Linked DNA regions of Homo sapiens: region 1 is linked to region 2. The links are chromatin loops, found by intact Hi-C in ENCODE. Cell type or tissue: PC-3. All regions are shown on one strand. Each heading gives the region's core, and the rest is flanking DNA. Links, peaks and the distances in the headings are about the cores only.

What was found. A loop is a pair of places that touch in the nucleus more often than their neighbours do. Peaks named below come from ENCODE experiments on the same cell type or tissue, not always from the same donor. Only the 100,000 strongest peaks of a DNase experiment are listed, where the experiment ranks them.
Region 1: it touches region 2 in a loop (4-fold over the local background); 2 of 110 quality-filtered maps call a loop at or near these places.

The regions. Positions count from the first base shown.
Region 1 is chr20:14,813,672-14,829,653 of GRCh38, reverse strand. The region is part of intron 5 of MACROD2 (mono-ADP ribosylhydrolase 2); the gene reads right to left. Among named protein-coding and RNA genes, the nearest start is that of MACROD2-AS1, 110 kb to the left of the region's middle. In PC-3, for the core only: no CTCF peak of the experiment used is centred there; DNase peaks (open chromatin) are centred at 8,243 and 8,573; H3K4me3 peaks cover 1,478 bases; H3K27ac peaks cover 1,716 bases.
Region 2 is chr20:14,869,750-14,885,731 of GRCh38, reverse strand. The region is part of intron 5 of MACROD2 (mono-ADP ribosylhydrolase 2); the gene reads right to left. MACROD2-AS1 (MACROD2 antisense RNA 1) reads left to right here. Exons shown (of 2, transcript NR_110318.1): 2 at 1,138-1,479. Among named protein-coding and RNA genes, the nearest start is that of MACROD2-AS1, 52 kb to the left of the region's middle. In PC-3, for the core only: no CTCF peak of the experiment used is centred there; a DNase peak (open chromatin) is centred at 6,191; H3K4me3 peaks cover 705 bases; H3K27ac peaks cover 3,091 bases.

The sequences.
Region 1 (15,982 bases), core at 3,931-11,930, 57 kb after region 2:
AGAGAAAAGGTCAGACTATGGAGGCACTAATATTCGCATTCTAAATATGGTACTGCTCCAATGTCCCCTCATTTTTGCTTATGACTCTTAAAAATCATCATTAGACAACTGCCGCTAGAACTTCAGCTGGCTCAGGTGAAAAAATGAGTAGTGTTGAGCTGCCTGAATACACTGCCTGGAAGATGAAACCCTATCCTGGAGATGTGCAACTCTTCTGAATTGGAGACCATATTTTCCTTTAAAAAATAGTTCTCCCAGCACTTTGGGAGGCCGAGGCGGGTGGATCACGAGGTCAGGAGATTGAGACCATCCTGGCTAAAATGGTGAAACCCCGTCTCTGCTAAAAATACAAAAAAATTAGCCGGGCGTGGTGGCAGGCACCTGTAGTCCCAGCTACTTGGGAGGCTGAGGCAGGAGAATGGCATGAACCCGGGAGGCGAAGATTGCAGTGAGGGGAGGTTGTGCCACTGTACTCCAGCCTGGGCGACAGAGTGAGACTCTGTCTCAAAAAAAAAAAAAAAAAAATAGTTCTGCAACACACTGTGGGGCGGGGGAGCAGGGAGCGGTGGGAGGGAGAGCATCAGGAAAAGCAGCTAATGCACGCTGGGCTTAACACCTAGGTGATAGCTTGATAGGCACAGCAAACTACCATGGCACACGTTTACCTTTGTAACATTAAATAGAAAAAAAAAAAAAAGAAGGAAAAAATAGTTCTGGACCATCACATGTTAATTGTAGTTGTGGGCAAAAAGGGGAAGAGAAGTGGAAAAGAGAACTTGTCCATTTTTTTGGTCCAACAATAAAACAGAATAAAATTATCTGACTTAAGATGTGCCAAAACATACATAGCATTCCTCAGTAAAAATGCAATGGTTAATAGTTATTAGCATGATGTAACACAGTATATATTAAACTCATTACACCTGCCCCTTTCAAGTGTCAAATGTCACCTCTTCAGGGAAGCTTTTCCTGACTCTCCATCCTAGATCAGGTTCAATGACGTAACATTCCTTCACAGCACAAGTTCCATTAGAAAGGCATTTGTACAATTATTTATTTCAGATTAGTCTCCACCCATTGCATGGTACATTCCAGGTAAGCAGCAGGATTATCTGTCTCCTACCACTGCTGTCTCTTGGGTCTTGCAGAGTGCCTAATGCATAGTAAGCACTCAAATGGCTTTGAATGACTGAATTAAGAAAAGAATGTCCATACTGTCCCAGTTAACCCTAAAAGTGAAGTGAGAATCAGGGAACTTCTTACATAGGTGTTATTCTGGATGGTATTTTGGTAACACATCTGAATATTTAGCATGCATAACCTTTTGCCTCTTTCATAGAAGTTGTATATACAGGAATGGTCAAAGAAACGTTTTTCATCCTCAAAATAGCTCAGAACCAACTTCCAATAGCAAGTAATTAATGAAACAAATTCTGCTATATACTTAGAATGCATGAACTAGTTGCAAAACAATATATATAAAGCAAACATAGGAAAATTGTATACATATACAGAAGAAAATGAATATAAAAAATTCTGAAAGAATATCAACTATTAGCAGGGCTTACCTTTAATTGGTATATATCATCTTTATTTTCTTTATTATGCCTTCCCGAACTTTACCAATGAATGCACATTAATTTCATAATCAAAAAATAAAAATTTTAAAAGAAGGAAAACAAAAGATGGTGTGATCATAATATGAATAGAGTGTAGTGTTTCATGAATGTAATTTTTTCTACTTCATATGAGACTATTAGATATTAGATAGTATGTAAAAAATTAAATGGTTATATATTTTGAATTCTTATTAATAAATGTCAAATGTTTATTAAAATGTTAGTCAATAATTAGGCTTGTAAAATTAAATATCTAACCTCCAATACTCTGAATAATGAAGGCTAATAGTTTCCAAGAGGAAACACAGCAAAGAGTATGTTCCAACAACTTTTTTTTTTTTTCTGGCAAGGAGAATATGGGTACACAAAAATAAAACACAGTTACTAATTAGTTACATTATCTGTGAAGTCTATCAGGGTGCAAAACCTAGATCAAAAGAAAATTTCAAACTTCTTTTATATAACTGGGGTCAATGGCATGAGCTTCAGTTTATGATTTTTGATTAAGTGACTAAAGTAATGCTTAAATCTCAGAAAGGACATAATATCTACCTAGGAGTTATTGTGAAATAAAACCACGTACCATGTAAACAAAGCATCCATGCCATATGTGGAATATACTTTTCACTCAAGCTGTGTTTATTACTATTGTTGTTGTATGTAGGGGCTGGATAGAGGAAAATAATTTGCTCAAATCGTCAATAACTGTTACAACTTCCTACTTAATGCGGTCGCTGTGAAAGGAGACTAACTACTGTGTAGATTGACAACCAAATCCCAAGGATATCAATACAGAGTTCAATAAGTCATTTGATGCCAACCTAATTTTTTAATGTAGTTGGAGTAGTCCCTGGGGGCCCTGTGGCTGCCGCAAAGTAGTTCCATAACAGCAAATGTCACAGCCATCCAAGGACGCGATGATGCTAATGTAGCATTCTTCATAAAATAAAACAGGGTTGCTGCTCGCCCTGACATCATAACAAAGCCCTGATGGATGTGCACTCTGCGTGCTGAATTGATTTTTGTTAAGTCCGAGCTCTCATACTATTTTATCCTAATGTGCCTAAATAAGCAGTGTTGACTCCTTAATTTACTCATTTTAACACCAGCAGCTTCCAGGACTCCATTAGCATGATGCCGCATTTAGGCTGTCTGCTGAATTTTCTAACCTCAAATGTACGAAATCTGAATTGCTAAAATTATAAAACTACCAGAAAAATCATTTCTTTTAAGACCAGTAGGAACTTGTGTATCCGCATTTCAACTAGTTACATCCGTGAATACTTCGACTGGAGGGTACAGTGAATTAATCAGGATGCTCGGCTTATTATGACAGCTGATTGTGGATACATGTTACAAACACAACCCAAAGGCCCTAAAGAAGCAGTTGAATGTTTTGTCCCTGAACGAAGCCTTTGGAGAGACACGCATTGAGTGAAATTCAACAAAACAGAATGCAACTCAATAGATACACGAATTCTGCCAAAAGCAAAATAGACTATTAGGGTCTGGAGTAATTTGGAAATAAACAGTAAATTCTGTAGGAAAAGAAAATAAAAAGAATTACTGCAAGCAACAGAAACAGAATCTTAAAACAAATTGAAAATACACACCAAAACAGAAGATTATTTTAACTAAGAAAAATTCAAAAAGAATTTGTATTAGAGACATTAGCCTGATATACAATGAGGATGCTAAAACCTTGGGGATATAGTAATACATGTATTTATTAGGGAATGTAAAAATCTGTTTTCTTGGGAGTCAATGCATGGGTATTGTGGGTTCAGGCTTGTGTTTCATTTTTTTTTTTTAACTAGTGTTTATTTCTGAGTGTTTGGTGGTTGTATTTTATTACTCAAGGAATTGAACTATTGCAGAGTGATATATTCAATGAATTTCTCCTTCTATCAAGTTCAGTGTTTTACTGGTTTTAAAAACAGCCATTACTTTTATTGTCTCTAGCAAAACCAAACACATGCTGTACTTTAGTTCCACATCTGTATTGATAATGATAGGTCACCAGCTCTTCAGTACAACCCAAACTGTGGCATTATAAAAGCCTATCTCCTTATTGAAGCTTAGCCTTTGCTTGTAAAAACAAGGTGAAGGTCCAATTAACTATTCAGAGGAAAATGGGAGGGCGATCTTTTGTGCATAGGCATCCCCATTCGAAAACCTATAATCCATAATGAGCCCTGTTTAACACAACGGATGCTCTCCTTTCAGACAAGCCCAAATACCAGGTCACTAATGAGCAAGAATTTAAAATGTGAAGGCCATGAATAAAACAAGTTATTGTGAAAATTGGCTCATATTAAGAGATTTAAAAGACTTGGCTAGTCCTGTTTGGCCTGACAGGTCTAGCTAATTAATCAAATGGTTTGATAAGTAACTAACTTCTCCCACTTTAAAGAGGAATTCTAATCTGCCAAACAGCGAAGGAAAAGAACAATCTTGATGCTGCTTAAAATATAAAGAATGGAATTTCATGGCCATGTGCATGACCTATATTTTTTTTTGACAAAGGTGTTCCAGTAAAAGCTTTGATATGTGGATACGCCTAATAGAAAGCATTAGAAATTAGCATATTTTAATGCCCTTGTTATAAGCCCTTACTTCAGGAAAAAGGTACCAATATGGAGACCTTTCTAGAAAAGACTTTGGACACTGTTGTCACTGGTCAGGTTTGCTAGGAGAAAGCTTGCAATGGGGCAGAGCACAAAGGACCAGGTTTCTTGTCTTGCTTCACTGCCAAGCACTTTCCTTTTACGGCTCTCACTGCTAGGCATCTCTGTGGCACAGGAGCGGTACTTGGTTAATTAGAATGTTCAGGAATCTCTTTCTCTTGTTCTCAATTCAAAAAACAGACTTATCGGGTGGTAAGTCTTTTATTGTGCTTAGAGTGAAAGCACACAGGGCAGACGTGCCTGCAGCAGTGACAATGGACCATGTGGTTAAAAAGGCAGCTGGAGGCCCTGCAAAGTGCAAAGACTTAGGAGTTTTTCAGAGGTAGATTGAAACATGGAGCCTCACCACAGGACCTTTGTAACCTCCTGCAGGTCATTTAAAACATTTTGAACCTCATTTATCTTAAATGGAAAATGGGACGAATAAGACCTTTTATGCAGGGCAGCTCTGTGTTTAAGGACAGTGACCGGCACATGGTAGTACCTCAATAAACACTATTTTTTCTGCCTGAGAACTTAAATGTGGCAGAAAGTTTCTTTCATGGCCTCCAAAGAACCACACCTCCTGGTATTTATATATCCATGGGTAGCCCCTCCCAATTGCCATGGGACTAGATTTGGCTAATGAGACATTAACAAAAAACTGGATAAGTACTTGCACACTGGGACTTGTACTCTTGGAATGCTTATTCTCCAAGATGATCCCTCTTTGAAATCAGCTGCCATTCTGTGAAAAGCTCAGCCTAGTCATGTGGAGAGGTCACGTGAGGAGAATTGAGACCTCCCAGTAGACAGCCAGCACTGACTTCATAGCTGTGTATATTAAACCACCATGGAAGTGGATCCTTCAGCCCCTCCAGGTGAGCTATCCCATCTGATGGCACATGGGGCAGAGATAAGCCATCCCCACTGAATCTTGTCCAAACTGTAGAATTATGAGCAAATCAATAATTGTTGCTGTTTCAGGCCACTATATTTTGGGATGATTTTTTAGCAACAGACAACCAGGAGACTTCATAACCTTTCTTACCGTCTGCTACTGATGACCAACTCCCAAGAATTCTGCAGAGTGTTTAAAGAAGCTACAGTATGCAATACCATGACTAGCCAAGTATTTTCTGAGAACTTTGGAATTTTATAATTGTTCAACAGCTCTGAATTGACAAAAACAATTGGTCAAATATACAACCCTCTCTCTTTCTTAGAGATATTCTGAATAAATAAAGTCACCAGACATATGATTACCATATAGATAAATTTTGGAATTTTCATATAGTTGTGGGAAATTTTTATGTGTTTGGCTTTGGTATTTCTCCTCCTGCAGTCCATGATTTTTAGAAATATCCTCAAAATGAACTGCCAATATGGCAAGTTCCTAACTAGCTTTACTTATATAATTTATTTTACTCTGTCAACAAGCAATGTAAGTATTTGTACTTGGAGTATTTTGAGCATATCTTACAATATCATAATCTGAAAACAGTGAGGTAGCAAAGACTGCTATTTCCTATCCCAAAGTCTATTTCCTCTTCTTAGCGAAAAAACAACAAACAAACAAACAAACAAACAAAAAAAGCCACCAAATATATTTGGGATTTGGGATGGTATTACACCCAACTACAGTTCTAGCATCCCAAGCCTTCCCGTCAGCAAGGTATGGTCATGTGAATTAGCTCTGACCAACAAGACCTAAGCAGAAGTGATGTATGGGATCCACAGAAAGACTCTTTGTAAAGAAGAGGACAACTCTCTTGGTTTCCCACTTCGCTTTTCTAGCTTCCTTCTTAATGCGATGGCTGGTAATCTAGCAGCAGTCTTGAACCATGAGGCAACCTTGAGTGTGCTAAGGATACAGAAACCCAGGTCCCTGATGACAGCTGAGCCACTCTGCCAGCTCCAGACTCCTTATGTCTGCACTTTTTGTTTTAACATGAGGATAAAAAATTAACTTCTACTTTGTTTAAGCCACTATTATTTCAGGATTTCTGTTATTTGCAGATAAAATTAATTATAAGAAATACAAATAACTTAAGCATTGCTATACATGAAGAAAAGAAAAAGGTTTGATTGTAGTCTCAGTTTAAAATTTTTAAATGGAAAAGAAAATATTTCTGAAGAAGATCAACAAGTTACAAATAGGGAGAAGTTTGCTGCTGAAAATTAAATATACACGACCTAGAATCCCATAAGAGTCCACAGCTTTTTGTTATAATTTGTTTTGCATATTCAAAGATTACACAAAAATAATCATAGAATCATGCCTCTATAACTGCTGAACAGGGAAAGACACAGAGAAACTAGTCATCACTGTTGTATTTCTTCAATGGTTTGGCCATGCCATTTAAGTATACTTTGAGAACATCCAGTTAAAGAAGAAGACCGAAACACACATTCTAGATTATAAACTGAGAAAATTTGCCTAAATGTAATCAAATGACAGCACTTTTTTTTAGATATAAATACCCAGATTCTATACAATGAAATCCAATGTGGAATTAATCCATATCTTCACTAATGACATGGATGGGAGATGAACACAATGGTGTGGGTACATGCACAGATGTATGATAATAATTATCGAAAACTCTATCAAAGCACATTTTTATTTTTCAGAGGAAAATTGCAGGAGGTTATTTTTTCAATGACTGAAAAGAGCGTGTTTTATAACTGAAATCTCAAACTCAGATAGTTTCATGGTGAAAGATTATATTTTCAACAAAAATATTCAGATGCCTCACTTAAATGAAAGTTAAACCTACCAGGAAATAGCCAAAGTTCAATTGTTTTCCTAATAACTATTGAAAATAGAAACTCAGAAAACACTTTCACTCTCCAGACCTTGTAACGCCAAGCCATAGCTCATGATAGCATTGCAAGCACACCAAATGGCTTGCCGAAAACTGTAGCTAGAAAAATGAGAAAGGGGACACTGTGAATGGCAGAGTTTACTATTAAGTAGAATATTATACAAATGATACCCACAAGGTTTAAAAGGTTCAGATACCCTAAAACTTATCCATCTTCAGTGGAAAGTTATCCATCTTATGTGGAACAATATCTTATGGGTTTTCAGTAGCTAGAATGTTACCATATTTTGCCAAGGCTTTAAATGCAGGTATAATTCTTTTAAAAAATCATTGAAGGATAAGTGATATCACATTCCCAGCTAAGGTCCATCAAGTTTTACAGAAATAAGGGTCTTGTTTTGTACAAGATGCTAGAAAATGCACTTCTAAAAGGTCTATGGTACTCATGCCTTCAAGATATATTTTGATATATCTTGTTCTTACCATTTTGTTCAAAACTATGAGATGTCAAATACCTACTTTATGGATTTCTGAATAAACATTTGAATCCTAAACAATATCAAACATCCATTTAGAAGTATGAAATAAAACAACTATACTTGTAGAAGGACCAGTCTGAGGCACCTATAAGATCAGGCAGCCCTTACTAAACGGAAGTCTTTGGAAATGTAAGTATACACTGGCAGGCTTTACTCATGAGTACACCAGGGCCAGCTTGGAAGTGCCAGAGTGGGTCTTGGACAAATCTATTCACCTACATAGTAGCTCCCAGTGGTCTTGAGTGTTCTCCCTAAACTTCTATATGATCAACTGGAGTGTAAAATGAAGCCATCTGAATCTTCTTGGACCATTCAATAGCTCTCTTATTCTCCTACTCAAGGACCATGCCCAAAGATGTGGACTAGACTTAGGGAAAACAAAAGAGAAAGAAACAATTAGGTGAGGCTGTTTGCTTACGAAAGTATTGTCTCTGGTACACATGATGAGAGCGAGTGTTCTCAGCCTTGACTGCACATTGAAATCATCTGGGAACTTTGAAAAAAATCCAGGTGCTCAGGCTGAACCCAAGACCAATTAAACCAGGATTTTACAGAGATGGTACTCAGAGATAAGGATTTTTTTTGGTAAGCTCTCCAGGTTATTCCAACCCCTTTATCTGACCAAACTCTCTGCTAGTTATTGACACGTAGGAAGGTCATCAACAGAACAAGGAAAAGGAAACATGTAAACTTCCCTTAGTGAAATTATGTGGTTGTGGGTATACAAGCTAATTCCTGACTGCCAGATTAAGATATTAACCCAATTATGCTCATTTTAGTATACTGAAAAAAAGAAGTCATCATTTTTATTTTAATTTGTTCAACTGCTAAAAGAATAATGTATTCCAGTGTCAATATGCCAAAGCAAATACATTTCATATGAAAGGCATCTATTTATGAGTCTTAGCAAGACTGGAAAACTGCCAATGCACATTTTCCAACAGACTAGGAGGCTTAGCAGGTAGTAAGCTGAACTGGCATGTAAGACCCTATGTTAATGAAAATGCCGAACTCTGGTTTCCTAACTATTCATGATTGGGAAATGAGAGTTTACGGTTCCGGAGGCTTTCCACGCAACGCACATCATCCGGGCATAATGAAAAACTGACACCTAAGTACCCAAGCATCATGTGAACACTGTGCAAATGCTATACAGAGAGTCACGGCAGCTTAACCAGATGGAGAACAAAAACACAGCAGCGCACAACGAATGAGTAAGTAAAATCCCTATGAATCAATTCACTCAGGCATAATACTCTAAATCCTTAAAAAGGGGGGAAAAAAAGAATGTAACGGAAATCTATTTCCACAATACACCCAAGGGTAACTAATGTAACTAACTGGCTAATGACAATACAAGATTAAAATAAACACCAAAACCCACTATACCTGGATTCATATTACTTAGATGAGAAGCTAAGTTAAGATATTGTAGGGAAGCTCACTTAATTACACTGGTGATGAAATTGTCTTTTCTCTTTTCTTGAGTTTAAGCAGTTATGCCTTGGGCCCAACTTTCCTGACCTTGTGAGTAAGTTGAGCCACATGTTCAGCAGAAGATATCACAGTAGCTGTATTTTTATAAGAAAATTCCTTTTTAATTATAAAACTAAAGCAGAGAAAACAAAAAAAAAAAAAAAAAAAGGAAGAAAAATTATTCCTAATCCCACCACCTTCAGATACCAGAACGGTTAAATCTACATCCACGACTCCTTTTAGAATGAAAGGATGAGGTTCCTCCAGATCTTTGGCCGGCAGATAGAAGTAGGCTTTCTATGTAGGCAGTCTTCTTAAAGGCCTTCAGAAGCTATTTCACTAACATTTACCCTTTCCTTCAAATCAAAAGCACAGACAATGCTATTGCTTTCTCCCTTCTTCAGTGCAAACTCTCCCAAGTCTTCTCTTCCTAAGTCCTCAGTATCTCTCAAAGAAATCTACTCTGTCCACCTTCACCAGCAGCACTCCGGGATGATCATCAGAATTACTTAGGATGCTTCCTTTCATTTGGTATATTCCTCTTCAATCTGCCCACACACCAGAGCCAGAGGAATCTCCTTCATGGGCTTCCCAGGGCTTTTAGGTTGGGAACAACATCATGATATCTGCTGCATCTTTCACAGGGCTTCCATCTCCTCGGCTTCTTCTGTCTCCACTCTCCCTCCTGAACTCAATGTCCCAGCCACATTGTCCTTTCAATGCTAGAATAAGGCCTCTGGGCCTTCCCAGTGCCTAGAACACTTCTCTCCTTTCCGCTCCCCTGACTCCCACTTTAGCTTAGTCATCCTCTTTTAACTTTCAGCTTAAAATTTACTTCCTGCAGAAAGCCTTTTCTGATCCCTAAAATCAATGAGGTCTTCTGGCTTCGGGCTCTCTTATCAACTGAATTTCCCATCACAACACTCATCCCCCGGTATGTACTGATCTGTTTAATAGCTTAGCTAACCTCCCTACCGGATGGTAAGCTGTATGAGGGGAAGGTTTTGTTTCTCTGTCTTAGAAGGTGGTACTCACATTGCCTAGCTAAGTGGCTGGGCCATAGTGGATTTTCTACAGAATATTTGCTGGAAAAGTGAATGAAACTTGAATTCTCTTATGTTGTACCTTTTTTTTTTTTTTTTCTTATCAATACGTCTTGCAGCCACACCTGAGAATTCAAGATACTCAGGTCAAAATACTGACTGACTAGTTTGTGATTTTTTGGGGGTTTTTTGTTTGTTTTTGTTTTTTGTTGTTTTTGAGGCAGAGTCTTGCTCTGTCACCCAGGCTGGGGTGCAGTTGTGTGATCTTGGCTCACTACAACCTCTGCCTCCCTGGTTCAAGTGATTCTACTGCTTCAGCTTCCCAAGTAGCTGGGATTACAGATGCCTGCCACCACACCCAGCAATTTTTCTGTATTTTTAGTAGAAATGGGGTTTCATCATGTTGGCCAGGCTGGTTTCGAACTCCTGACCTCAAGTGATCCACCCACCTCGGCCTCCCAAAGTGCTGGGATTGCAGGCATGAGCCACCATGCCCAGCCAAGCTTGTGATTTTAGACAAGTTAATTAACCTCTCTGAACTTCGGTTTTGTTAATATAATAATAGGCATTCAATAAGACAGTAACCATAGCTATCATTGCCATCACAGCAGCCACCTCTATCTCCTCTCTCAAAAAAAAAAAAAAAAAAAAAAAAAACCTAAGGAAGAGAAACAAAAACAATCTCTAAACAGTAATACTATTTGGAAAAATTATTATGCTTCCATTCATATTACCATAGCTGTAGCTCTCATTCTAGATTAATAAGTACATATCCCTAAATATTATAGTTTTTGTAATGGACTCCTTCAAAAAATGTAATACTGGCCATCTTCTGCATGCATGCTATATGCTAGTTGGCATCCTTTAGATAAAACTAGAATTTTGGCAGGCAGACTCCCTATTTTCTTTCATAGGTGAACCTGGAATCTTCATGTGTCAAAATCTTGAAATCATCTGAATGTTTCAGCCACAGGATGCAGTTACTAAAATACCCCGAATAGAAAAACAAGATATTACTGACTCCTCCCTTTTCTATATGAATGCATCTTCAGGGGGGTACTCAGAGACCAGCGGGCTAAGACAGAGAAAGAAACTCAATGCCAGACAAAGAGCCAAAGCCACTCCAGAAGGTAGTAGGATTTTGTACTACTCATAGTAGACGAAGTAAATGATTCCCATAGATGGAGTAAATGATTCAACTTCATTTGCACCTCAAGGATTTTCCGTGGCTCTTCACTGCCTCTGCCCATTACCCTGACTGTGCGGACCTCAATGATGGTGGTGTGTCATATTCTTCCCTGGTGTCTGCCTCCATGCCTAGAACAGTGGCCCCAGCAGGGGATATCCATAAATGTGTACAAACTAATGAAAAAAATGAATACACAACTACGAAATGATCCTTCCATCTTCCATAGATCAGGATAGAATAAAAATAACACTTTGGGTGGATGTAAGCCCACAGAAGATATGGCAGATGTTTTTGGTGGCCCACCTAGAGCACTTAGCTGTTACTGCTTCAGTGTGCCCCAACTGGCATCCAACTGCTAGTACAGGTCATCGCCTCTCATTGGCTCAGTGCTTTCTCTGAAACTTCAAAGACTACTCTGTCCTTTTGCATGGCAGGCTGGTAAGTGTCAGGGACATCACATCTTCTTCAAACCTTGTGACACTCAGCCAGTGACTGAAGAGTTGGTGCATAAATATCCTACCTCCGTTGTCCCTTAACTCTGAGACATGGTTTTAAACCATTTCCAAGGCTTCTCTCAGTTGCTGTCCCCTTTCTCATTTCTCAGATCCCTATCAGTATTTTATGAACTTATAAAATAAACCAAACAAACAGGACCTCTGACACAGGAACTGCTTCTGAAGAAACTCAAATTGAGACAAAAAACGTATATGAAGAATACAGAAGTCAACGTGCAATCAGCTAAGACAGCCCAAGGAGTCAGTAAGAACTTCTGCCTGGAAGGCAAAATATACAGTTCTAAATAAACTTTTCATTAACTTCCATGTTTTATGATTTTATAAATTGTGTATTCTCATACTGATAAGACAACTTAGTGTTCATGTCTTTTACATGTGGTTTTCAACACGACGCATGTATGAGCCACAGGGGCAACAGGCATTGTGGAAATAAATAAACCAGTGAATTGGTCATGGGCAATATGTTCTTAATGAGAAAACTGGCTCCCTGCCATGAAATGTTTCTTCAAGCACGATTTCAAATGCTATATCAGTCAAAAAAGAGTGCAGTTTCAAAATAAAATGCTCTGATAGTTCTATCTGCTTAGCAACAAGTACATTGGATAAGAATTCTAACATTAATTAGCACTCCCACATCAAGCCTTCAAAACAAGAGGATGAAAGGAAAAACTGTAAATCGGCAGCTTAAAATTAAAAGATTTATGAACAGCCAAGTTGTCTTCGAATAACATTTTGAAAATCATATTGCTCAGTGATAAGCATTCATTTAGATGTGTTCTTATATAATGTTAATATATGTGCTTTAAGTGTGTAAGAAATATTTTATTTACGTGAGTAGTTTTATTTCGATTCTATGTAGCTACTCTTGTATCTTTCACTTTACATTTTGCAATTATTTATTTTTTTTTCAGTTTACACAACTCAAATTCAATTGTGTTTCATCAGAAGACATAATAGAATGATAGTTTTAAGGCCAGAATCTCATATAATCCAATTTGGTTCCATTACCCAATTTGTCCAACTATACCTGAATGTAGTCAATAATAACATGCACCGCAATTCCTCTCCTTGCTGAATTGTATCATAATTTTCCATTCTTAACATTAGTGTCAGGTGAAAAAAGGGAACACTTAAATGTGTCCTTAAAAATACAGTTTATATGTATGAGTATAACACACACATATAAATAAAAAATATGAAAGTGGTTCTGCTCTATGTTAGAAATTGAGGAAATGTGATCAATTTATACAGATGAAAAATGGAGATAAGGCAATTTGTAAACTGTTAAGGAGTACATAAGCTTCTAAAGGCTTTTGAAGGTCTTCTGTAATTTGTCTTCTTTAATGCTGATACCTTCATGGATCTGGGCCCTTGCCTTATACTGGGTATACTACACTAATTTATCCTTAAAATGTTAGGAATTATTTACTTCTTAAACAACATTTTTGCTATTATAAAGTTAAAAATAGAAATACAGATGTTTGGAAATCAGAGAACATAAAGGGAGATGGAGGCTGTGGGAATGATTCTTATATCCCTCATCTGTTTATTTTTTCGCTTTTGATAAACTCTCCTTCCATCCTCCCTCTGCCCCGCAACAAACCTACCATCTTATCTTTCCGTACCTTCATTTAAAAATATCTGGAAGGAATAGTAAACTGAGGGCGTATTGCTCATTCCATTTTCCACTCAACTCCTTTTAATGTGGGTTCTTCAACTGGAAGCAGAAAAACACGTGATGGAAAGGAACATCTGATAGTGTTAAGGGGACCGGAGTTATTCAGGAGTAAAATCAGCAGCTAAATGACCTACTTTAAATATCACTATTAGACACGAAGAGTCAAATAGAACGTGAGAACACTGACTTTTTAGAAACAATGACCAACTTTATATTTGGCACTTTAAAATATGGTTGTAGATGGCAAATCATAAGGGTTACATGAACTCATGTGTGAAAAGAGTTGGCAATGTTATTATGTTAGATATTTTAAAAATAAAAATAAAAAACAAAAAATGTTACTATGTTAGATATTTTATTTACTAACTTGTAGAATAACATTAAAATATATAACATAATAACATTTATTGATCGCTTGTGCTTGAGTGCTACATTATACCAGAGAAAGAGACTTATTCACAGAATAATTAGCCTAGTATTTAGCTACAGATTGTAATACTAAACAGCACCTCTAAGAATGACATACTAATTTTACATTTGCAATGCTATAGAGGGAATTCAGATGTTGGCAGATAAATATGCACATGTGCGTGCACACACACACACACCCACACATAATTCCAGGGAATAGATGTAGTTGTATGTTATGATAAATATTAAATCTATAAAAACTTCAATGTCATTTGGTAATGCAGGAAACCAGATATGAAAACCTATTTATGAAAGCAGACATGCAAAATCCTAAATCAAAATGCATCTACTTTTAAGATAACTTTTTTCTTTCCGAAAGATTCACTACTGGCTGTCTTTAAAATATATACTTTGTTACATAGTTGAAATAAGCTATCATGCAGAAGCTTCACCTAGACACAACTTATCTCCAGGAAACCACATCTTTCTAGGAAATAACAGCATGCAGCTTACATTATTTAAAGTATGTTATTGGGTAACAGATTAAAATATGTTACTCAATTTTTAGGGGACTGTAGGAGTCATAAAGCTTCCTCTCTCACCTTGAGGCCCCAGTGTTCTGCAATGGAGTTGACTACTACATTGAATCTTCTCTTTTGTTTGCAAAATTCCAGGTCATTGTTTCAGGATATAGTGTTTAACACTGTGATGACATAAGCTTTGGTGACACCATTCACTCATTCATTCATTCATTCATTCATTCATTCAATAAATGTTCAATGCATGTCCTTTCATCTGTTATTTTTCCAAGCATCTTAAGAGCTGATAGCTTCCTCTTCTGTGGTCTCTCAGCACTCTTTTTTTTAACTTTTATCATCATACTCAGTGCCACGCTCTGCAATTATTTCTTTGATTATCTGTCACCTTTAACCAGCACTTCAAGGGCAAGGATGACAATAACTTTGTCATTTTTGTTGCCCCAGAAATTAGCCATGTACCTGGAACATGGTAAGTACCTATAGTTTTTATTGAATAAATGATGGTTATAATAATATATCCTCCTTTAGAAGGCATTATAACTCCAAATATTCCATATTTTAGGGCACCCATTTCTCTCTACTGATGACTTTAATTTACATCTCTTATTACAAAACTTTAATTTTTTTAGTGTCTTCCAAAAAACGATCTACTATTCACATATCCACAGACCAGTAGAATGTCTTATCACAAAGATAAAATATCTGCTAACTCCCTTTTACAACTGATTTCCATAAAGTTATAACATCAATTTTATTTTTTAAAAAAACTGTAAGCATTTACTGTTGCCAAGCAATGAAAAGTTAGAAGTCTTCTGTCTCTTATTCCTCTTCATATGTGGCTCCTGGCTGTGACCAGCTGAAAAATTTCCATTTAGAAATGGGTAGTGGTGAGATGGCAGAATCTTGAGACTAAACTTCAGATTATACGGTGAAAAAGAGAGACACGAAACAGCACTGATTTGGAATGCACTCTGTCCGGGCTCATCTTCCACTTTCTCCATTCTGATGTTTAAAGATTATCTACAAAGTTGCTGTGGCTGCAGGGATATGATATTGTGATGTATACTAAGAAATACCTATTTGGTTTTCTTCCAGTTTCCTGGCACACAGCTCCTAAAAGCCTTGGAATTCTGGAGTGATAAGAGTGTATTTTGTATGTTAATGAGATAGCTGGTTGCTGGTTAATGAGATAGCTTGTCAGTGGATATGAAACCCCTAGACAGCTTCAGAATGGGGGCTGGTCACCAGAAAAGTCAAGACATGATCAGAGGGTTGGCACCTTCAGCCCCAACCTACAACATCGAGGGAGGGGAGGAAGGCTGAAGGTTAAGTGGATCACCAATGGCCAATAATGTAATCAATCATACCTACATAATGAAACTTCTATACAAACCCCAAAGGACTGGGCTTGAATGAGCTTCCAGATTGATGAATGTATGGAGGTATATGGAGAGTGGCACACTCAGGGAGGGCATGGAA
Region 2 (15,982 bases), core at 2,628-10,627:
AGATTTGGAGTACATCAAGATTTTGGTAAAGCTGAAGGCTAAGGGCCAAAGGTTCAATAGGAGATAACAAGGTGTGGCTAGTGAAGGAGGCTGGGACCCCATCCTGCAGGGCCTTGGAAGCCAGGCAAACAAATTTGCACTTTACTCTTACAGCAATAGAGGATGTTTGAGAAATTATAATCAGAGGACAGTTATTCTTTCTAACTAAAAATAAAATCATCATGACTAGAGTAAAAAGGGGTAAGGCTGGAGGCAGAGAGACTGGCTAGTAGGTAGAGGAGGGATGATGTGTGTACCAGAGTAGAGGTGATGGCACTCAAGAGAAGCAGAAGATTCTAGGGTCAATTAGAAGACTTTGTAATTGGTATTTATGTATATGATACAATAATATCTGATTAAGTCACAGAATTATTAATTATATGCAATAAAGATTACATGTATTTCTAGGGTGGGTCAAGAAGAGAAAGATAAGAGAGAAGAAAGGGTCAAAGGTGATGACTGAGTTTCTGGCTTGGGTAACTATAGTATCAGATATTAGTAGTATCAGACAGATATTAATTAAAGAGCATGTAGTATAAACATGGCCCAATTTTTTGACACTCCTCTCAATGACAGGTAGGGTTTGTAAACCAAAAAGTATCTGAGACAGTTCTCAATCAGTTTAGAAGTTTGCTTTGCCAAGGTTAAGGACATGCCTTTGACATTAAGATGTATGTTCCATGTCCTGGAAAGGCAGGACAAATGGAAGTTGGGTCAGTAGGGGATCAGTGCTTTCAGGTCATAGGTGGATTCAAAGATTTTCTGACTGGCAATTAGATGGGCTCTTGATAAATACCTGGAATGAATAGAAGGGAGTGTCTGGGTTAAAGTAAAGGGTTGTGGAGACCAAGGTTTTTATTACACAGATGAAGCCTCCAGGCTTCAGAGAGAACAGATTGTTTTAACGTTTCTGTTTCAATATTAACGCTGGTCAGTTGTGCCTCAATTCCAAAGGGAGGATGGTATAATGAGGCATGTCTGACTATCCATTCCCATCATGGCCTGAACTCATGTTTCAGGTTAACTTTGGAATGCTCTTGGTTGTGAGGGGGATCCATTTAGTTGGTTGGGGGCTTAACATTTTATTTTGCTTTACAGGTCCTATGTCCCTTCCTCTTAAATTTGGGCAGAATTTGTGACTTCTTTGTCCAACAAAATATCGCAGAAGTGATGCTGTACCAGACTGAAAAAGAGTGGCAGTTTCTAGCTGTGGTATCTTGGATCCAAAGAATCAATGACCCCATACAACAGACCCAGTAGAGTTCCCAGGAAACAGCCAGCACCAGCCATGTTGGTAAGATATCTTGAAAATAGATACTTCAGCCCACTTGAGCCACCACAGCTCACACCACCTGGAGCACAGTCAAGCCTTTTCTGCTGAGCCCTGCCCAAACTGCAGATTTGTGAACCAAATAAATAATTGCAATTGTTTTAAGCCAATAACTTTTAGGGTGGTTTGTTGTTAAAAGCTATGGATAACCAGAAAAATGAGAAAGAGTCAACAAGAAGAGAAATTGTCATGATTTTTCTGTGTGAAACCACACAGGGTTAAGCAGTTGTGGTTGCCTAATTATTCCTACTCCATGGGATATCACAGGAAAGAAGAGAGTGTGCTTTACTATGGGGTTACACTGTTATTTTGGGATGATCCTGAAAGGAGTTAATTCTGATCCAAACTAACCAGAGAACTGACAGAATATATTACATACTTAAAGATCATACTTTCATTTTGTTTGAACCACTGGAGGGAATCCAATCCCAAATTAATATAACAAAACCAGAAGCTTGCTTAAAAAATATTTTATCAGATTCCAAAGTTGAGCTTGTGGTAGGGTGTACTGGAACCCTTTAATAGGTACTCTAGTAAAGACATTCTTTTCATTTTGTAAGTGAACAAAAGAAGACAGAGTGAGCCTCTCTGGAAGTGCCTAAGTTATTGGTAGACATTGTCCCTATATTAAGTTGGAGATCAATAAGGCTCCAGATCAATATCAGAGCTTCATGTCAGGGGACACTATATGCATGTGACAGATGCAGCCAGGTAGGAAAGGAAAGTAAACAACTCTTTGTTTTTATTTAAACTACTTTTTTTTTTAAGTGAGTCAGATATAGACAGTTCATTTCAAGTGCTAGTATTCAGAACTGGAATGTGAATGGGATTAAAGTAGTTTTATTAGAGAAAGGGGAAGCCCAGAGGGAAAAAGGCATGAAAAATTCACTTCAAAAGCTGACATTAGTCCGACATGCTTACCACAGAGCCAGAAACCATGTAGGTAGACTTCAGCTAAAGGCTCTATAAACCCAAGTATTATTTCTATTATCATCCTAATCACTGTCTTCATTGAAAAGGAAGAAAATACACCCACATTGTAGACATAATGTTCAAATTATGCATGTGCCCTGGAGCTTAAGAAAGGTTAGATATGTCTCTTGGTTTTTCATGAATCTAACTTAGAATCACCCATTCAGGCTATTAATTACCAGCATTTCCCACATGTAATTACAGACTTTTTAGGAAATGGGTTGTTGCATATTTCTCTACCCAAAGACATGAGAGAGAATCTTACTCCTTTGTGGTATTTAAAACATGTTAGGTCAATGGATAGGTAAGTGATTCAAAGGAAAGAGAAACAGTATTACCATCATTACTCATGACCAAGAATATGATGTGGCCTCTGTTTCATGAAGATGAATTAATTCCAAACACCCCATCACAAAAATGTGGCCATTCTCACCACTTTTATGGCTTATGTAAGAGGGCATGTTGGTGTCTCCATAATATCAGCATTGGTGGAATTGTTTCTTACATCTGTTACATAAGGTCTACATACTTAAGTCCTTCTTGAATATAGTTCCAAGAGTAATTTTATCTTCAGGGAGCGATCTAAACTTTATTTTTAAAAAAAATGGAGATAATGCAATCCAACATATTTCCTTTGGTGACCTGAAATCTTACAGCCAGAATCAATGCCGTACTCTGATCTATTCAACTTAACGGTCTGAACGCCTTTCTGCTTCTTTAGAATGATCTTATTCATCTGTTTTAACCTTAAATGGTTTTCCATCTTTAAACTATTCAACCAAATAGCATTTTATTGGAAGGAGCAAAGAGAAGGGATGAGTTGGGAAGAAGAGTAAATCTTCTGTATCTCAACAACCCAACTTCCCAATCTATTTAGATAGTTATTTTAGGGTTTTTGTGTGTCACAAACTGAGTATTCAGCTATTCTTACGGAGGTTACATAACAGGTATAAAACATGCTTCTTCCCTTCAGGGAAGTACCTTTTACATCTGGTTGAGAGATGACACATGTAAAGACAAAGATATATCTAGTAAAATAAGGAAGTAAAATTTTCAAACACTGCGATGATAAAAAGGGGAAGAAAAATTCAGTGAGTGCACAGGGAATGGGATAGTTGCAAAAGCATCATTCATTCATGTCTTTACTCATCAAATATTGACAATGTTTGCCATGTTTCAGTGACTGGGCCAAGCTCTGGAAAGTCCATCACAAGTGAGAAGCAAGGCATAAACCTGGCTATGGCAGAATCTCAAAATTTGTGGGATAAGGGCATGACTGCCTGAGCTTGACTCCTTACTTTGACACTTATTAAAGATGGTTCCTGTAGGGATTTGTTCATGTGACTTGACATTTCTGTGCCTCAATTTCCTCTTTTATAAACAGACATAACAAGAGTTAATTGTCTTTTTAGAATTGCTGTGAAGATAACATGCGTGAACATATGCAAATGTTGGCCCATATAAACACTATACAAATAGAAGTCTACTCCTGAGAAATTAGGGGGAGACAGGCCAGGCAAGAGGTAAACCTAGGTAGCAGGGACTTGAATTGGATCAGAATTTCCAGGAACTTCCCCTGGTCCCTTTATTGACTTAGACTTAGAGGGCCCTGGTTCTGGGAAAAGGTGGGGCACATGCATCTCAGCCAGAACTCCTGAGGAATGTTCCACAGTGCTCAAACACAAGTGCAGGACACTACTCTCTTAATGCCACTGTAGAGTATGGACAAGCTTGAGGAGATGCCAAAGCCTGTCAGCATGAAAACCAAGTCAATATATGACCCTCTTCTCACTGCTTGGTTTTCTCAGCTGACTGGCAAGAGAGCTACCCCGAAACTTCTTGAAGAGGCCGTGTGTGGGGTGCCAGGCTAGGGAATTTATGAATTACCCCATTCAATTCCAAGCAATAAACCTCAGAGATAAGAACAGTGAGTCTCGTTTTATAGATTTGAAGTCTGAGGCACAGGGAAGTCAAGTGCCTTGTCAGTAAGAAGGTTCACCAGCTTTTATTTTGCCTCTTAGACCTAGAGACCAAGGCTTGTTCTAGGTTTGACCTTTAAGTCAACAGAGGTGGTAGAACTTTGAGTCACAGTATTTGATATCTAGTATGGTCAAGCCCACCAGAAGAAGGGAATGCATGAAAGAACCCAGGCTGACTGGCTCCAAAACCTATGGATCTGTAATTCCAGCAGGAAGAGAATGGGAGAAGATCCCACTGACAAGGGCCTAGCAGGAATTAATATTTTCCTTTCCATTGCAACATCCTCTCATTCCTGATGAAGAATTGTTAAAAGCAACATGTATTGCACCTCTTCCCTCCTCAGGGTAGGCCATGTAGGCCCTAATTGGGGGATTTGCTTTCAAGGACTCATGCACAGGCATTACACAGGCTAGTGACAAAGGTCTTGAGGAGTCACGCAGCTCTCCAACCCTCCAGGACCACTCAGGCAGGGATAGGGGCACTGTGATTGCAGCTGCCCACGCTGGGCGGCAGTAGCTCCCAGCAACAAGAGGCCACTCTGGCCCAGCAAACTCATCCCCTTTGTGGAGGGAGTTGTGTTTGTGTTCTGAGGCCCAAAATCATATACAAAATAATGCATGCCATTCCAAGGCATAAGTTAGACGGTTCCACCAGTTCTTTTCAGTTTGTCTTTAAAATCTCTGATTATACAACTTTAATTTTTGGCCTCTCCTCATTGGTCATTAGAGGGAGGCTGACTGCAGCTGAAGGGTGTTTTGCCACATAGCTGTAGATAAGCTAAATGCATGAATTCTTCTGAACCTTGAATAGTGCTGAGCAGAGGATTTGGGGACCTGCCCTCACACTCTTTAGAGAGGTCCCTGTGTTTTAGCCATGTCAGATGCAATTAGGTACAGTTCATCTCTCTTAAGTTCCTCGGGGATTTATTACGTGGGCTCTTGAAGGTTTCCCTTTCAAATGGCCATAGATTTTATATCCAAATCAGTGTGCAGTGATCACTCTCCTCCTAGCTTTAACTCATGGCAATTATGCCTCCATGGAAGTTGAGAATGTAAAGAGTAGAAAAACAAATGTTGCTCTTTGAATTGTCACATGAAATGCAGCAGAAGATAAAATTGATTTTGTAACATATCAGGTGATCAGAGGCTGTGTTGGCAGTGAAGCACCCAGCTCCCATGCTCCCTCTCCCCAAAACTGTGGACATACGTATCTTTTCTCATGATGGCAACAAGAGACTCACTTCTATCTCAGATCCTGTCATGACACTGAAAATGAATTGATTCTGCGTCTCAAGTCAGAGCTGGGCATGATACAATTTGCTGAGATCCATTGTTCTGCTTTCCACCAGTCAACACACAGTTTGTATATTTCTCATCCAAAACGAAAGCACGATGCATACTCTGCTCTCACGAGGCTAAAAAGAGCCAGGGGTTGGATTTGCACAAGTTTAATTCCTACTAAGATTTGCAAAAGATAATTTGAGAAACACATAGACTTTGTAGCTTTGAAGGAACTTAAAAATGACTTTCAACAACCTCTGTCCATTTGGAAACCCAGGTGTATTTAAAATTATTTTCGTAGTTTGTTTTTAATCATCAGTTTTCATGAAAAGAACCAGATTACTATGCTCTTTTAAAGCACTAATTTGCTTTAAAAAATAAAAAGAGAGAAGCACAATGACCAATTGTCTTATGAATCAGAGCTATACTCTATATATGCCACCATTAACTCAACAGTTTGTGATGAAAGAACAATGTAACCTCATCATATTCTCTAACAGTGCTGAGTCATTTCTCTATGAAAGGACTAACAAAGCAGGCTTATGTCTCATCTTCTCTCAAGCAAGTTTAGCCACATTATTACAGTATTTCACCTCTATAGCCTCTCCATTTTCCTCTGAGTCATTGTTTATCTCTTCCATAATCTAACTGGAAAAAAGTAAGTTAATCTCAAATGTCAAATCTATATGTGTATACCTTTATGTCTGAATTTCAAAACTGACTAATGTCAACATGAGTGAACCAATCTGAACACTCTAAAAGATAGGTCAAATTCATGCTAACTTGGAAGAATACTTTTTTAATATTAACCCAAAGAATTTAGGTATACAGATGACATACATTAAATTTAGTTAATAATCAACTCATTCTTTTTCTGTCCATGTAAACATGAATCAGAATGGGTTGTTAGTGAATGTAAACAACAAAACTATTCACCTACTTATTAATTTATTCAGTGTGTGTTTGCTGAACCTGTACTGTGTACAAGGTTTTAATTACGCAATGCATAAGGGTGAAGATAAAAAATACGGAGCTCACAGTCCATTTGTCAGTACAACAGAGATGAGTAAGGTGAAAACCACAGAAGCACAAAATAGTGTTATGTGATAATCAGAGAGAAGAGATTACATCTGGCTGAAGCATGCAGGAAGTAATTAGAAAGGGTCATTTAATGAAGGTGGGGTATTAAAGATGGAAAGAATAGGTACTCCAAGTAGAAAGACAAAGGTATCAGGGCAAAGAGCTAGAGATAAGAAAGCCTGGGCAACATAATAGAAGCAGCCCATTTCAGATGGGCCTTTGAACTGGAAGAGTGTAATTTGAGCCTGGAAGGGCATGTTGAGTTTAGACCATGGAGAACCTTGAAAACTAAATTAAAATTCTGCTGGTTAATAACTAGGATAGATCATATTATCAACTCGGCCAGTAAACTATTTAAAAAAATAAAAGAATTCATCCAATAAATTATTAGGTAGAATTGAAAATGTTCTTTTGACTATTTCAAATATTTTGCTTTTGTGTTTTAACTAATTTAAGCAAATGATATGTGTTCATGGTTGTATGCTCTATGGTCCCCTATCCTGAGTCTATCTCTATTTTGTAATGTTTCTCTATATAACATTTATTACTTCTCATCAAATGACTAATAATTCTTATAGTTTTACTTTAAAGGCATCTGACGTCAAACAATACATAAAAGAGAGGACATAGACTCCCTAACAAAAAAATATGAATGTGCCCCAACTAATCATGCTTTGACACTCTTGATGTAGTCTTTCATGGAGATGTAGCATTTCCAGTAAATCTTATGCAAGGTCTCAGATTCTACCTTTGCGTACAAATGCCATACAGGCCAAGTAATATTTTTAGGGTTTAAGGATGTTCTCTTTCTTCCCTTCTTCAGACTAAGGAATGTAAAATGGCAAACCCTCTCAATGCTTACACACATTTGGCTCTGAGTCAAGTTGAAAGCAAGATGCTTAGACTATTTACCATTTTACTTCACAAAGGAATTCTCTTTGATGAATGAAAGATCTTTGCAAAATTACGCTTACAGGTATGTTTATAAAGTTGTGTACAAAAGAAGAGCCAGTGTAACTATTCTAAAAACTTGAGGAAAAGGGACTCTTCCCTAACTCCTTCTATGGAGCCAGCATCACTCTGATACCAAATTCTGGCAAAGACACAGTGAGAAAAGAAAACGACAAGCCAATATCCCTGATGAACGTAGACACAAAAATCCTCATCAAAATGCTAGCAAACTGAATCCAGCAGCATACAGAAAAGTTAATTCACCATGATCAAATGGGCTTTATTCCAGGGAGGAAAGGGTGGTACAACATATGCAAATGAATAAATGTGATTCACCACACAAACAGAACTAAAAACAAAAACCATATGATCCTCTCAATAGATGCAAAAATAGCTTTCAATAGAATCCAACATCCCTTCACGATAAAACAAAACAAAACAAAACAAAAAAACCTCAAGAAACTAGGCATTGAAGGAACATACCCCAAAATAACAAGAGCCATCTATGACAAACCCACAGCCAATGTCACACTAAATGGGCAAAAGCTGGAAGCATTCCCCTTAAGAAGAGGAACAAGACAAGGATGCCCTCTCTCACCACTCCTATTCAACATAGTATTGAAAGTCCTAGCCAGAGCTATCAGGGAAGAGAAAGAAATAAAAGGCATCCAAATAGGAAAAAAAAGTCAAAATGTCTCTCTTCACTGATGTAAGATTCTATACCTAGAAAACACTAAAAACACCACCAAAAGTCTCCTAGAATTGAACAATGACTTTAGCAAAGTTTCAGGATATAAAATCAATGCACAAAAATCAGTAGCATTTCTACACACTAATAATATTCAACCTGAGAGCCAAATCAAGAATGTAATCCTACTTAAAATAGCCACCTGAAAAATAAAATACCTAGGAAAATAGCTAACCAAAATGTGAAAGATCCCTACAAGGAGAACTACAAAAGCCTGCTGAAAGTAATCACAGATGACACAAACAGATGGAAAAACATTCCATGCTCATGGATTGGAAGAGTATATATCCTTAAAATGGCCATTCTGCCCAAACACAGTCACTGCTATTCCTAACAAATTATCAACATCATTTTTCACAGAATTAGAAAAACTGATTCTAAAATTCTTACAAAACCAAAAAGGAGCCTGAATAGCCAAAGCAATCCTAAGCAAAAAGAACAAAGTCAGAGGCATCACATTACCTGACTTTTAAGTATATTGTAAGACCACAGTAACCAAAACAGCATGGTACTGGTACAAAAACAGATGCATAGGCCAGTGAAACAAAACAGACAACCCAGAAACACAGCCACACACCTACAACCATTTGACATACAACAAAGTTGACAAAAACCATTAAGAGAAAGGATTCCCTACCGAATAAATGGTGCTGGGATAAGTGGCTAGCCATATGCACAAGAATGAAACTAGACTCCCACCTTTCATCATATACAAAAAGTAACTCAAGATGGATTAAAGATTTAAGTGTAAGACCTCAAACTATAAGTCCTAGAAGAAAACCTTGGTAATACCATTCTGAATATTGGCTTTGGCAAAGAATTCATGACTAAGTCCTCAAAAGCAATTGCTACTAAAACAAAAATTGACAAGTGGGACCTAATTAAACTAAAGACCTCTGCACAACAAAAGAGGCTATCAACAGAGTAAACAGACAACCTACAGAATGGGAGAAAATATTCACAAAGTATGCATTAAACAAAAACTTAATATCCACAATCTATAAGTAACTTAAACAACTGAACAGGCAAAAAACAACCCTATTAAAAAGTGAAACGAGGACATGAACAGACATTTCTCAAAAGAAGACATAAAGCAGCCAAAAAATATGAAAAAAAGATCACCCTCACTAATTATTACAGAAATGCAAATCAAAACCACAGTGAGATACCATTTCACACCAGTCAGAATGACTATTACTAAAATGTCAAAACAGAACAGAAGTTGGTGAGGCTGTGGAGAAAAGAGAATGCTTATACTTTGTTGGTGGGAGTGTAAATTAGATCAATTTCTAAACTGTAGAAAGCAGTTTAAAAATTTCTCAAATAATTTAAAACAGAACTACAATTTGACCCAGCAATCCCAATACTGGATATATAACCAGAGGACAATAATTGTTATACCAAAAAGTTCACCATAGTTCTATTCACAATAGCAAAGACATGGAATCCATCTACGTGGCCATCAATAGATGACTGAATAAACAAAACGTGGTAAATATACATCATGGAATACTATACCTCCATGAAAAAGAATAAAATTATATCCTTTTTAGCAACATGGATGCAACTAGAGGTCATTATCCTAAGTGAATGAACACAAGAACAGAAAACAAAATACTGCATGTTCCAACTTATAAGTGTGAGCCAAACACTGGGCACACATGGACATAAAGATGGAAATAATAGACATTGGGACCACTAGAGAGGGGAGAAAAAGAAGAGTAAAGGCTGAAAAACTACCTATTGGGTACTAAGCTCACTACTTGGGTGATGGGATAATATGTACCCCAAACCTCAGCATCACACAATATGCCCATGTAACGAACCCCCCAAATCTAAAATAAAAGTTGAAATTATTTTTAAAAAGAATCAAAATACTTAAATGCTTTCCAGTAAGAGGAACTTTGAGAAAATAAAGTGGATGCATAAATTTTGATGAACAAATTCCCAAATAGTCTTTTTTGAGACAGAGTCTCACTCTGTCCCCCAGACTAGAAGGCTGGAGTGCAATGGCACAGTCTGGGCTCACTGCATCTTCTACCTCCTGGGTTAAAGCTATTCTCCTGCCACAGCCTCCCAAGTAGTTGGAACTACAGGCACGTGCCACCACGCCTGGCTAATTTTTGTATTTTTAGTAGAGATGGGGTTTCACTATGTTGGCTAGGCTGGTCTCGAACTCCTGACCTCGTGATCCGCCCACCTCAGCCTCCCAAAGTGCTAGGATTACAGGCATGAGCCACTGCGCCCAGCCCAAATAGTCTTTTCTAAATTGAAACCATCAACACACAAAGTCAATATATCTCTTTTGTCTAAAAATTCAGTGTCATCACAAGAAATATGAAACTTTGGCCAGGTGCAGCGGCTCATGCCTGCAATCCCAGCACTTTGGGAGGCCAAGGCAGGCAGATCATATGAGGCCAGGAGTTTGAGACCAGCCTGGTCAACATGGTGAAACCCTGTCTCTACTAAAAATACAAAAATTAGCCAGGGGTTGTGGCGCACACCTGTAATCCCAGCTACTCAGAAGGCTGAGGCATGAGGATCATCTGAACCCAGGAGGTGGAGGCTGCAGTGAGCCAAGATTGCACCACTGCACTCCAGCCTGGGAAACAGAGTGAGACTCTGTCTCAAAAATAAATAAATAAATAAATAAATAAATAAATAAATAAATAAATAAATACAACCTTTTTTGTTCATGTTATTGGACCATGTGCAAATTCCTTGTTCTGTGCCAGAACTTCTGTCATTTCTGTGCTTATACCTTGTGATAGTTCACAATGATGATAACCTGAAGCAAAATTATTTCTATCTTGCTCAATGCTTGCTTATTCTAATATAAATAAAATGTTCAATGATGACCTATAAAGTTTGTTTGTGAATTTAGTAATCCAATGAAATTCACCTTTTCTCCCTTGGTAGCTTTGAATTTTTTTTTTTTTTTTTCTTACCAGACCTCACCATCAGTTCAAGTTGTCTGCAGTTTACAAAAAGAGGAACAAATACACTCTTAAAAAAGGACAGCACCTCAATAAATAAATAAATAAATAAATAAATAAATAAATGAATCTCCATTTGATACTGCCTTCCTGAGACCCTCAAGTCACAGATATTTCTTTACTGGTTCTGTGATTTTTGTACAATTATTTTTTTAAAAATTATGCAAATGTTATGAAAGAAATCTTTCTTACCAAAAGAGAATTAAACAAAGCTGTTTCAATACTTACTTTAAAAAGACAGATATAAATATATTCTCCTAATAAGTGTTAGAGATAGGCAAGCTTAAAGCAATATTATTATCTGGCCTAACACGTCTTTACTTTTAACAGATTGCATTCAATTCCAGAAGTTTCTAAACAAATTAGGGTTGACTCAATTGAACACAAAATTAAAATAGTTCTTATCTGTTAAAGTACCAACATCAATCAATGTTTAATATGCTATCCTGAATAAATTTGTATTTTATTATTTTATTTTTATTTACTTATTTATTTTGAGACAGAGTTTTGTTCTTGGTGCCCAGGCTGGAGTGCAATGGCGCAGTCTCAGCTCACTGCAACCCCTGCCTCCTGGGTTCAAGCGATTCTCCTGCATCAGCCTCCTGAGTAGCTGGGATTAGAGAGGCCCGCCACCACACCTGGCTAATTTTTGTATTTTTAGTAGGGACAGGGTTTATGTTAGCCAGGCTGGTCTTGAACTCCTGACCTCAGGTGATCTGCCTGTCTCGGCTTCCCAAAGTGCTGAGATTACAGGTGTGAGCCATTGCACCCGGCCCTGAATAAATTTTTAGAAACAACTGATTTATTTACATGTTTATGCATTAATGAGATTTTCCACCTCAAATCCCATCATCTGAGTCTGGAGCATTCCATTTTCATTTCAATTCTCAATAAACAAATGAAGGGCAATTTATAAAGGCCTACACAGAGCCTCAAAGATCAAGCTACATCTAGCAAAAGTCGACTTAAAACACATGTAAACCTAGTGATGTATCCAAGTGACTGTAGTTGCAGACAGACAATATTCTAAAAAGAAACCTAATAAAAGAAAATGAAATTTATCTGAGGGGTTCTTATGAGTAGAAAGTCATAATAATAAATGTAAGTATAATACCAGGAAGACTCAATAAGTTTAGATGATAAAAACATGTATTGAACTTTTACTACATTCTGTGCATGCGTTGAGCACATTTGATATATTAACTTATTTCCAAATATGCTACCCTTTCTTAGAGTTTTTGTGATATTGTCAGGCTTTGTGTTCCCACCTAAATCTCATCTTGAATTGTAATCTCCATATTCTTCATGTGTCAAGGGGGAGACCAGGTTGAGGTAACTGAATCTTGGGGGCAGTTTCCCCTATGCTGTTCTCATGATAGTGAGTGAGTTCTCAGGAGATCTGATAGCTTCATAAGTGTTTGGTAGTTCCTCCTGCATTCATTCTCCTTCCTGCTGCCTTGTAAAGAAGGTACCTTGCTTCCCCTTCCCCTTCAGCCATGATTGTAAGTTCCCTGAGGCCTCCCCAGCCATACTGAACTGTGAGTCAGTTAAACCCCTTTCCTTTATAAATTACCCAGTTCTCGGACAGTTCTTTACCACAGTGTGAAAACAAACTAAGTCACTTAGTGATGAAAATAATAATGATAATGGGTAATATTCCTATATTTTTTGCTAATTTTCAGGTATTACACTAAACCATTTTACTTGTGTCAAATCTAAAATCCTCAAAATTATCCTATAAGATGCACTTACCCTCATTTTACAGATCTAGAAACTTAGAAGCAAAGAGGTTTAATAAAATACCAAAAGCTATTCATACCACTAGCCATTTTCCCCTCGTGAATGATGACTCTCTGATTACTGAAATGGTAGAAGGGCAACCTGGATCCCTGTCAGACATCATGTGAGAGAAACTGTCTAGCTGTTTACCCTTTTTTTCCCTCCTGAGCACGTAGCTAATTTTCCTAGCCTCCTCTGCAATTAGAAGGGGTCATATGACCAGAACTTGGCAATAGCAATGTGGGAAAAAGTGACAAGTGCCACTCTGAGGTTTAGCCCATAAAAATTTGCCATAAAATCCTCCACTCTCCCTCTTTCCCTTTCTGCCAACTAGTGTCAATGCTCACAACAACTGCAGAAACCATGAGTTGAAAATGGCAGAGTGGAGAGTTCTGTAGATGTCTATCAGGTTCATTTGATCCAGTAATGAGTTCAGATCTGAATATCTTTGTTAATTTTGTCTCAGTGATCTGTCGAATATTGTCAGTGGAGTGCTAAAGTCTCACAATATTACTGCGTGGGACTCTAAGTATCTCTGTGGTCTCTAAGAACTTGCTTTATGAATCTGGGTGCTACTGTGTCGGGTGCATATATATTTAGCATAGTTAGATCTTCTTCCTGAATTGAACCCTTTACCATTATGTAATGCCCTTCTTGGTCTTTTTTAATCTTTGTTGGTTTAAAGTCCATTTTGTCAGAAACTGGGATTATAACTCCAGCTTTTTTCTGTTTTCCATTTGCTTGGTAGATTTTTCTCCATCCTTTTATTTTGAACCCGTTTGTGTCACTGCATGTGAGATGGGTCTCTTGAAGATAGCATATCTATGATCTTCTTTCTTTATCCAGATTGACACTCTGTGGCTTTTCATTTGGGGTATTTAGCCCACTTATATTCAAGGTTAGTATTCACATGTATATATTTGATCCTGTCATTATGTTGTTAGCTGGTTATTTTTCAGACTTGTTTATGTGGTCATTTTATTATGTCACTGGCCTGTGTACTTCAGTGTGTTTTTGTAATGGCTAATAATAGTCTTTCCTTTCCATATTTAGTGCTTCCTTCAGGAGCTCCTGTAAGGTAGGTCTGGTGACACTGAATTCCCTTAGCATTTACTTGTCTGAAAAGGATCTTATTTCTCCTTCAATTATGAAGTTGAGTTTGGCCATATATGAAATCCTGGGTTGGAATTTCTTTTATTCAAGAACGTTAAATATTGGCCCTCAATCTCTTCTGGCTTGTATGCTGAGTTTCAGCCGAGCGGTCCACTGTTAGTCTAATGGGCTTCCCTTTATAGGTGACCTAACCTTTCTCTTTAGCTGCCTTTAACATTTTTTTCTTTCATTTCTGCCTTGGAGAAGCTGATGATTATGTGTTTTGGAGATGATGTTCTTGTGAAGTATCTTACTGGGGTTCTCTACATTTCCTGAATTTGTTGGCCTTCCTAGCTAGGTTGGGGAAATTCTCATGGTTGATCTATTGAAATATGTTTTCCAAGTTGGTTCCATTCCCCCTATCTCTTTCAAGTATACCAGTACCATTCAGGACATAGGAATGGGCAAAGATTTCATGATGAAGACACTAAAAGCAATTGCAACAAAAGCAAAAATTGACAAATGTGATCTAATTAAACTAAAGAGCTTCTGCACAGCAAAGGAATCTATCAACAAAGTGAACAGACAACCTACAGTATGGGAGGACATTTTTGCTAACTATGCATCTCACAAAGGTCTAATATCCAGCATCTATAAGGAACTTAAATACATTTACAAGAAATAAACGAAACAACCCCATTAAAAAGTGGGCAAGGACATGAACAGACACTTTTCAAAAGAAAGCATACACATGGCCAGCAATCATATGAAAAAAACCTCAACATCACTGATCATTATGGAAATGCAAATTAAAACCACAATAAGATACATCTCATGCCAGTCAGGATGGACATTATTAAAAAGTCAAAAAAAAAATAATAGGTCCTGGTGAGGTTGAGGAGAAAAAGGAAGACTTGTACACTGTTAGTGGAAGTGTAAATTAGTTCAACCACTGTGGAAGACAGAGTGGGGATTCCTCGAAGACTTAAAGACAGAAATTCCCTTTGACTCAGCAGTGCTATTACTGGTTATATACCCAAAGGAATACAAATCATTCTATCATAAAGACACATGCATGCATATGTTCATTGTAGCACTATTCATGATAGCAAAGATACAGAATCAACCTAGATACCCATCAATGATAGACTGGATAATGTGTCATATATACACCATGGAATACTATGCAGCCATAAAGAAATGAGACCATTTTCTTTGCAGAGACATGGATGGAGCTGGAGGCCATTATCCTTAGCAAACTAACACAGGAACAGAAAATAAATACCACATATTCTCACTTATAAGTGGGAGCTAAATGATGAGAATACATGGACACAAAGAGAGAAACAACACACACTGTGGCATATCGGAGGGTAGAGTGTGAGAAGAGAAAGAGATCAGGAAAAATCACCAATGGGCACTAGGCTTAATACCTGGGTGACAAAATAATCTGTACAGCAAACTCCCATGATACAAGTCTACCTATATGACAAACTTGCACATGTACCCCTGAACTAAAATAAAAGCTTAAAAAATAGCAGAGCCTCCATGAGCCCTGGTTCCTGAATGGTTGTATGGTGCAGTTACTGCCGTCTTCCCAGCTGCTCTTTAAATTTGAGGTGAACGAGACATAAAATCTCATTGTATTAAGCTATTGAGATTTTAGTGTTTATCTATTATAGCATGTAGCATTTACTTTAACTAATAATGGCTGCTCTCTACAATTTAGATATTT